2 separate regions of the Homo sapiens genome follow, and region 2 is linked to region 1. A link is a contact called in ENCODE Hi-C or POLR2A ChIA-PET data. All regions are on one chromosome and are shown on one strand. The core of a region is the stretch at or near the end of the contact, and the rest is flanking DNA. Distances in the headings are between cores, read along the strand shown. Region 1 holds the start of RACGAP1 (Rac GTPase activating protein 1). Region 2 overlaps FAIM2 (Fas apoptotic inhibitory molecule 2).

Region 1 (4,431 bases), core at 879-3,378:
ACTCCTGACCTCACGATCCACCCGCCTCGGCTTCCCAAAGTGCTGGGATTACAGGCATGAGCCACTGTGCCTGGCCTTGTGTATTTATTAAATATATGCTTGCCTCATTCTTCAGAGGTCACATGATCTTCCTATTGCCAGTAATTTTCCATTCCCTTCTCTCCTGTAAATTCCTATTCACACAAGACCCAGCTCAGATCAGTCTCTGCAGGCTTTTTTAACACTCCCACTCCCCAGATAGGATTAATTGCTTCCTTGTCTGTGCTCCTAAAGTACTTTATACATGTCTTTGTCCTACTACTTATTTCATTTTATTATAGGTATCTAAGCAGGCACAGGCTAATGCAATCAATGAATGCTCCTGACCTTGAAAGGTTGTTAGGAGGATTAAATGGGATAACAAATGCACAGTTCATATTTTCTTTCTTCATCCCTTTCTTAATAATATTAATAATAATCTGTATTGCAGTTTACCAAGTATAAACTTTGATAGTGTACCACACTGTGTCTCAGTCGATCTGGGAATAAACCTGTGAGATAGAGATGGGATTATTATTTCTACATTATACTTGGAGGAAGTGAAGTACAGAAGTATTAAAAAGTGATAATATGGGTGGGTCAGCCGAACGCCTGCTATTGTTCAAGGCCAGGTGGAGTGCTACTGTCTGTAATCCCAGTGCTTTGGGAGGCTCAGGTGGGAGGATCACCTAAGGCCAGGAGTTCAAGACTAGCCTGGACAACATAGTGAGACCCTTCTCTACAAAAGATAAACAAACAAGCAAAAGAATTACCTTGATCATGTGCCTGTAGTCCTAGGTATGAGGGAGGATCCCTTGAGTGTAGGAGTTCATATTTGCAGTGAGCTATAATTGTGCCACTGCACTCCAGCCTGCGTGACAGAGTAAGACCCTGTCTCTAAAATAAAAGTGGAGTCAAATTTTCGGGTTACAAAATTTGTGATGTGATTTTTGGATAAAATACAATTTTATATATTTATGGTGATGTTTTGATGTATGTATACACTGTGGAATGACTAAATCAAGCGAATTAATATATCCATTACCTCACATACTTTATTGAGGTGTGTGGTGAGAGCATTTAAGATCTACTCTTAGCAATTTTCAAATGCATTATACTTTGTTATTAACTACAGTCACTGTGTTGTACAATAGATCTAAATTTTCCTCTAACTGAAATTTTATATCTCTTGACCAACATCTCCCTAATCTCCCTCCCCCAAATCTGTGATCTTTCTTTTCTTTTTTTTTTTTTAAATTAAGGACCAATGTGACAGTAAGTGATCTTTCCTTTAAACCACAGCGCTTCTTGTATGCTCCAGCCAGTATTTTTCCAAATTGCGGGTAGCCATGCGTTGTTGAGTAGTGAGTTCTGGGTACTTTGCATGTAGTAAGGATGAGCAGAGTTTTCATTACCCGGTTGCAACGTAAAATGTATTTCTCACTGTGGGTCCAGAGTTTTTAAAAAGCATGAAAGCTCCTGTGCTAGCACAATGCCAAGTTCTAAATAACGTTTATTAAATGGAATTATAGTATTTTATTTTCATTTTGTATTTATTTTTGTTTTCTAGAGCTATCGCCTCCATTCGTAGCTACTGGACAGTAGAGACCATACCATCTTTATTTTTCCGATTCCCAGTGGAGTGCTTGTGATGATGTGGGCTCATTCAATGTGTGTCAAATAAAAGTCTGAATGGATACATCAATGGAAGGGATAATATAGCTCAGTGAATGTGCTTGAAACTAACTGCTGTTCTAACTCCTGGTATTCTTCTGATTCTACTGTGAGAGCTGACATTGTTCAGTTAATCGTTTCCAAGGGCCCTAGTCCCGCAGACAGTGAGACCAAGAATAATTCGCATTCAGGAAGTACCACTTGCCCTTAGTCAATATGGCATCCTGAATGACTTCCGGAAAGGGCACCGCAAAAAAAAACAAAAAAAACCGAAAAACCGTTGACATTAGTCAAAATGGCCACCTTTGGCTTCGCTTTGTCAGAATGCGCATGCTCATTCCCGTTCCCGTCACCTCCGCGTGGCCCTGACGCGTACGTCACACCGTAGAGGGACGGCGCGGGAGGAATAAATTTCTCTGTGATTGGTTGGTGAAGGTTTTCAAACCGGAGCTGTGGGCGCGGCGCTGCTCTGCCGTTGGGTGAGGCGCGGAGCGAAGTGAAGGGTGGCCCAGGTGGGGCCAGGCTGACTGAAGTGAGTAGTGGGGGTGCCAGACCAGGTGCGTCTGCCGCTGGATTGTGATAGGAAGCAGAGTGTTCGTGTGGTGAGCCGTGGCCGCCGCGGGGGTCCGGGACAGCGGGACAGCGGGACAGGCTGGCAGCCACAGCCTCTCCACTCGGGCTTTTCTGGGGTGGGGGTCGTGGCAGGTCGAATGGACGCGGCCTGGGAGGGTCGGGGGCTTCTGTCTTGGCGCCGGGTTTTGTGGAAAGCCGGGGGCGTCTTTTTGAGGTGGTGGCTGGACCAGGGCAGGAGTCATCCTAAACAAGAGTCTCTCAGTCAGATACGAGTTTAAGAGTGGTTGGAGTGACACCCCATCGTTTTCGAAGGGAAGAGCCCTGGTGTTTGAGAGGCCCGGGCGGCCTGCAGTGGAGCCCCTCTACTTCGTGGGTCTCGTATGTCTAGGGAGGCAAGGCAAGGCAATGACATCTTGTCCTTCTCATCCTGATTCTTACCCTCAGTAACAACGAGGCCTTACTTGTACACTTTCACGTACATTTCTCTTCACAGGATTTCATCCGTAGGCCGAGAGGTGTGTGTCGGAAAGTGGGGGTAGGTGGGTAGATAAGCCCTTTTTTTTTTTAAGAAAGCATTATCTTTCTAATGTGTCGGGTAAATAAGCTTTCCGAGTTATTGTAGGTGTTTAGAGAAGGCGCCTTTCCTGTAGCTTAATCATTCAATAAGTATTTATCTTTTGGAGGGGACTTAAAAAAATTTTTGTATATTTAGGGGGTACAAGTGCAGATTTCTTACATGCATATATCGCGTCGTGGTGAGGTCTGGTCTCTTAGTGTCCCCATCACTCAAATAGTGAACATTGTACCCAATACGTAGTTTTTCAACCCTCAGCCCCCTCCACCTTCCCATCTTTTGTATTCTCCAGTGTGTATTATTCCACTCTGTATGTCTGTGTACCCATTGATTAGCTTTCACTTATAAGTGAGAACATGCGGTATTTGACATTCTGAGTTATTTCACTGAGGATAATGGCCTCCAGTTCTATCCATGTTGCTGCAAAAGACGTGATTTCATTCTTTTTTATGGCTGAGTAGTATTCTGTGGTGTATGTCTGTCTATATATTACATTTTCTTTATCCAATCCTTCGTTGATGAACACTTAGGTTGATACCGTATCTTTGCTACTGTAAATTCTGCTGTGATAAATATATCAATGCAGGGGTCTTTTTGATATACTGATTTCTTTTTTTTTTTTGAGACGGAGTCTCGCTGTGTCGCCCAGGCTGGAGTGCAGTGGCGCGATCTCGGCTCACTGCAAGCTCCGCCTCCCGGATTCACGCCATTCTCCTGCCTCAGCCTCCCGAGTAGCTGGGACTATAGGGGCCCGTCACCACGCCCGGCTAATTTTTTGTATTTTTAGTAGAGACGGGGTTTCACCGTTTTAGCCAGGATGGTCTTGATCTACTGACCTCCTGATCTGCCCACCTCGGCCTCCCAAAGTGCTGGGATTACAGGCATGAGCCACCACGCCCGGCCGATATACTGATTTCTTACCCTTATACCCATTAGTGGGATTGCTGGATTGAATGGTAGTTCCATTTTTAGTTCTTTGAGAAGTCTCCATACTGTTTTCCATAAAGGTTGTACTAGTTTACTTTTTTTTTCTTTTTCTTTTTCTTTTTTGAGAAGGAGTCTTGCTCTGTGGTCCAGGCTGAAGTGCAGTGGTGCGATCTTGGCTCACTGCAAACTCTGCCTCCCGGGTTCAAATGATTCTTCTGCCTCAGCCTCCGGAGTAGCTGGAATTACAGGTGTGCACCACCATGCCTGGCTAATTTTTTATTTTTAATAGAGATACGGTTTCACCATGTTGGCCAGGCTGGTCTTGAACTTCTGGCCTCAAGTGATCAGACTGCCTTGGCCTCTCAAAATGATGGGATTAGAGGCGTCAGCCACCATGCCTGGCCTGTTTACTTTCATTCAATAGGTATTTCTTAAGTGCAAAGTGTAAGTAGAAGACAGTCTTATTTGGTCTTAAAGAATGTGCAGTTAATTTGGGGTAACAGAACTTAAAAAGATAACTGGTGAGTCTGGTAAGCCTATACACTGTTGAAAGTACTGTGCATTAGTACATCCCTTTTAGAAAACTTTTTGGCACTATTAAGAGCCATAAAATGTTTTTACACCCTAATATAGCACTCCTAGCCTTGGAAATCTAGTCTAAGGAA
Region 2 (4,024 bases), core at 222-2,721, 160 kb after region 1:
AGAAAGGCTCGGTAATGAGTCCCAGGTCATACGGCTAGCGAGTGGCGGGCCTGGGGTTCAGACCCACAGCTGCCTCAAGCAAACAGGGTATCACGCTTGCCCCTGGGCCTGGGTGGGGGCCGGAATGAGACCACATGAGAGCGCAGAGAGGTGGGTGGTCAGGCCCTGATGTCCTGGGGATTTCTTGTCCTCAGTGCCACCCGGCCTCCCGTCTTTCCTGAAACCCCTCGCCAGATTTTGCACTCTGAGGTTTCTATCTTCCAGACAAGAGCTGGGAGGCAAGATTTCTGGTTTCTGGTTCCTAGCCTCACTGCCAGCGGGCTCCTGCTATTAGGTGAGGGTTTCTTGCTGTCTGGAATTCAGTTTTTCCATCTGCCACATGGAAGTTCATAGCCAGGATAGGGCGGGAGAGGCACCAGAACATTTCTCTCCACTGACTTTCTCACCCGGTTCCCACCCTCCTCCACCTCCTCTCCTCCGGGCCCCTCAGTTTCCTCTCCTCATCTCTGGCCTCAGTTCCAGAGGGTTAGCCCCAGCACCCCACTCTCCTGCCACTGTCAGATAGCCTTGGTCATGCTTCCTAGAATCTACTTGTCCAAGTTCTCCTCTCCCTGGGATAAGTTACTGCAGAAACTGGGGATTTAGAAGCTTATTCAGGGCTGAGTGCCAAAAGCTTGGGGGAGGAGGGACAGGTCCTCGGCAATAAACAGTGTCACACACGCATCACAGCCATTTGAGAAATGGCTTCTTTGCAGAGCTGGGGAAGCCGGGCAGAAGATGCCGCAGCCTCCTACTCTGGGTCCTGAGGGGGGGTGGCAGGTACCACAGTGTAGGCAGCAGGGTCAGGGCCAAAGTCTATGCGTTCCATCTCCAATCCAGGCAGTGAGGAATCCTGAAACACCAGGAGAGGCGTCAGAAGTAGGAAGGGCAGGGGAACAGGAATGCAAGATTAAGGAAACCGCAGCTGAGCAGGTGTCACAAGCTGTAAAGGAGGAAGGGAGTCTGCAGGCCCTTCACATTTTTGGCCTGGGTGGGGCTGGGCCCAGGAAGGGGTGGGCTGGATTTTGTAAAGCTGGAGGCAGCCAGGAATCTGACTGTCCGGAATGTGAGTTGAGGGGTCTCCCACTGAAGTCCTCTTCTGGAAGCTGCAGATGGGGGCCCGGGAGGCACACACGAGTCTGGGACTCATTCCCGGGCACACCTATGGCTCCTTCGGTATCACCTGGGGAAGCCCCGGAATCTTAGTTCTTCCATTCCCTACTCTTCCTTCCGAGGGAGTCAGGATGGGACAGACACCCATTTTCCAAAAGGCTCCTTGCCTCCTTCCCTGGCCCACCTGAAGCCAAGTCCCAGGTGTCCTGGCTGCTCTCCTGGGCGGGGTGGGATTTTTGCATAAGCACTTTGCTGCCCTCCAGTGGCTGCTTGAGGAAACGCAGGGCCTGGTTTGGGAGAGTCACCGAGGGCCCATGTGGCTGGAGGTTGGGGGCAGGATCTGGCCCGAGCTCTCCTCAGACCTCCCCAGACCTGTCTTCTCATCAGCCACCGCTGTTTTCTTTTGCCGAACGATGGTTGCATCTCTCGGACACAGTGTACCCCCTCCCAAGCCCTCCCTGAGCCGTTCTCCTGAGTCCCTGAGGGCAGACACAGCTCCAGGGACCCAGGCCAGCTGCCACACCCCCGACACTCCTGCTGTCCACTGGCCTTAGCTCCTGCAAGTTCCCCAGTGTCCGCACCTGTTCCCTTCCCTGACCTCACCTTCCTGGGGTCTGTGACTGACTGGAGATAAAAATAAAAGCAATTGTGACACCTGAGTTGTTTCCCTCGTCTGCCGTGTGCTGGTTGCCTCAGATGGTCGTGGAGTCTGTGTGGGTCAAACCCGGACCTGTGTGAGAGCCTTCTCACCAGAGCTGCTGAGTTTGAAGTAAATCTCCATGTTTATTTTCATGTGGACAGGGTTAAATTGGTTCTCCTGCTCAATAAACCCTTTACGGAGGCTCTCAGGATCCCGGAGTTAGAAGCAATCCCAGAGTCTCCTCCGGAACAGGGGCTCACCCCTTTCTGTGGAAGCCTGTCCGTTTGTGGGCCGTTCTGGTAGAAGGGTCTTTCTTATTTTGAGCCAAAATCTGCTTCCTAAAAGGTACACAGAAGGAAGGAATGCCTGGGTTGCATCTGGACAGATTGTCCAGAGCGGCAGCTTTAAAACCACAGAACCTTGGCTGGGCTCAGTGGCTCACGCCTGTAATCCCAGCACTTTAGGAGGCCGAGGTGGGTAGATCACCTGAGGTCAGGAGTTCGAGACCAGCCTGGCCAACATGGTGAAACCCTGTCTCTACTAAAAACACAAAAATTAGCTGGGCGTAGTGGCGCACACCTGTAATCCCAGCTACTCAAGAGACTGAGACGAGAATCGCTTGAACCCAGGAGGCGGAGGTTGCAGTGAGCCAAGCTTACACCACTTCACTCCAGCCTGGGCGACAGAGCAAGACTCCGTCTTAAAAAAAACAAAACAAAACAACAACCCTACAGAACCAAAGCTCCTTGAAGGCAGAGTTATGACGCACGGTCTCAGTAAACAACTTACTAGCGAATGGAGGAATGCATAGGTGAATGTGTCTACTCCAACCCTCTTATTTTACCTGAGAGGAAACTAAGGAGCAGAGGGTGCAGCGATTTGTCCAAGTTTACGCACAAATTAACGACTGGAAGTGGGGTCAGGAGGCGCATGGGTTAATGATCACCCCACAAGCTCCTGTGGGGAATGTGGGGCCAGGGCGCTGTGTGGGAGGGGAGGGAACGCCATCACACTGGAGCCATGGGGGACGTTATCCTTGTCTCTGACAAGGTTAGGACACAAATTCAGCTGGAGTAGGGAAAGTGGCTGGGGCAAGAGTTAGAGGACTCTGAGGAGAGAAAAGTGACTTTTATTAAGCGCTCACTGCATACAAAGCACTTCCACAGATTGTGAGAGATAGGACAGGGAGAAGATACCAACGGTGGTGCAAGAGAGAAACCAGGCACTGTGGCTCGAGACCGTGCAGCCGTGGGTCCTGAGAAGATGCAGCCCCACCGGGGAAGCAGTGCTGAGCCGTGTCGCCGGGGAAAGGGAAGATCCCTGGATCAGGGCTCAAAGTGTGCAAAATGTTGAGGGGCAGGGGCTGGTGTGATGGAAGGGATGAATGGTCTAGGTTGGGGTACACGCTGGGCCCCCTTGCCACCCCCTGCCTCCAGATCCCTTCTGCCTCACCACCCATTCTTACCTGGACTGCCTGTTAGCTTTCCTAGGACTGCCATACAAATTGCCACAAACTGGGTGGCTCAAAACAACAGTGATTCATTTCACCACAGCTGTGGAGGCTGGAAGCCTGAAGCCAAGGTGTCAGCAGGGTGGGTTCCTGCTGGAGGCTCTGAGGGAGGGCCTGTGGCAAGCACTTTCCAAGCCTCTGGCAGCTGCAGGTGATCCGCAGTGTTGCTTGGCAATGGCGCCTCCAGTCTCTGCCTCCATCTTCATATGGCCTTCTCCTCTGTGTCTCTGTGTCTTGAAGCTCCCTCTCCGTCCTCCTAGAAGGATACCTGTCTCTGGATTTAAGGCTTACAATAAATCTAGGATGATCTCATCTCAAGATCTTTATTTGGAAAAAGATCCTATTTCCAAAAAAGGTCACATTCACAGGTACAGGGGTTTAGAACTTGGACATATCTCTCTTGAGGGGGCCCCTATTCAACCCTTTACACCATTCATTCTCTTCTGGCTGCTACTGCCCCGTGGTGGCCTCTGTACGCATCCCCCACCCATGGGACAGTCTTCACATACAGTACCCAGCCCCCAGTGAGACTGGAGAAATCCCAGAGCTGAGCAACCTCATCCAGCTCACTTATACCATCTGTCTTTACTCAAGTCTGGCTACTCCCAGCAAACCTGTTTGCCCTCACAGATTTTGTGTGTGTGCCTGCACACACACACATGCACATGCGTGTGTGCGCACACACACACACCACGGATGGCTAAGATGCTTTCTTCCCAGCT

The links. A loop is a pair of places that touch in the nucleus more often than their neighbours do. ChIA-PET counts read pairs that join two places held with the same protein, here RNA polymerase II (POLR2A). Pooled maps may share reads with other maps.
Region 2: a pooled map shows a loop between it and region 1 (2.7-fold over the local background). The contact joins the enhancer-like site here to the promoter of RACGAP1 in region 1. A Hi-C loop is called at or near these places in 3 of 168 maps with a recorded cell type or tissue (Caco-2, endothelial cell of umbilical vein and mesothelial cell of epicardium) and 6 of 50 pooled maps. POLR2A ChIA-PET finds 5 or more read pairs at or near these places in 3 of 52 experiments (H1, HCT116 and MCF 10A).

What each region holds. Positions count from the first base shown.
Region 1 is chr12:50,023,191-50,027,621 of GRCh38, reverse strand. RACGAP1 (Rac GTPase activating protein 1) reads left to right here and starts at 2,128. Exons shown (of 17, transcript NM_001319999.2): 1 at 2,128-2,224. RefSeq lists enhancers at 22-316, 2,176-2,265.
Region 2 is chr12:49,864,683-49,868,706 of GRCh38, reverse strand. FAIM2 (Fas apoptotic inhibitory molecule 2) reads left to right here. Exons shown (of 12, transcript NM_012306.4): 12 at 1-1,811. Among named protein-coding and RNA genes, the nearest start is that of BCDIN3D, 24 kb to the right of the region's middle. Within about 2 kb of position 1,471, at least 8 of the 41 ENCODE cell types and tissues checked have a DNase peak (open chromatin) inside an H3K27ac peak, as active enhancers do.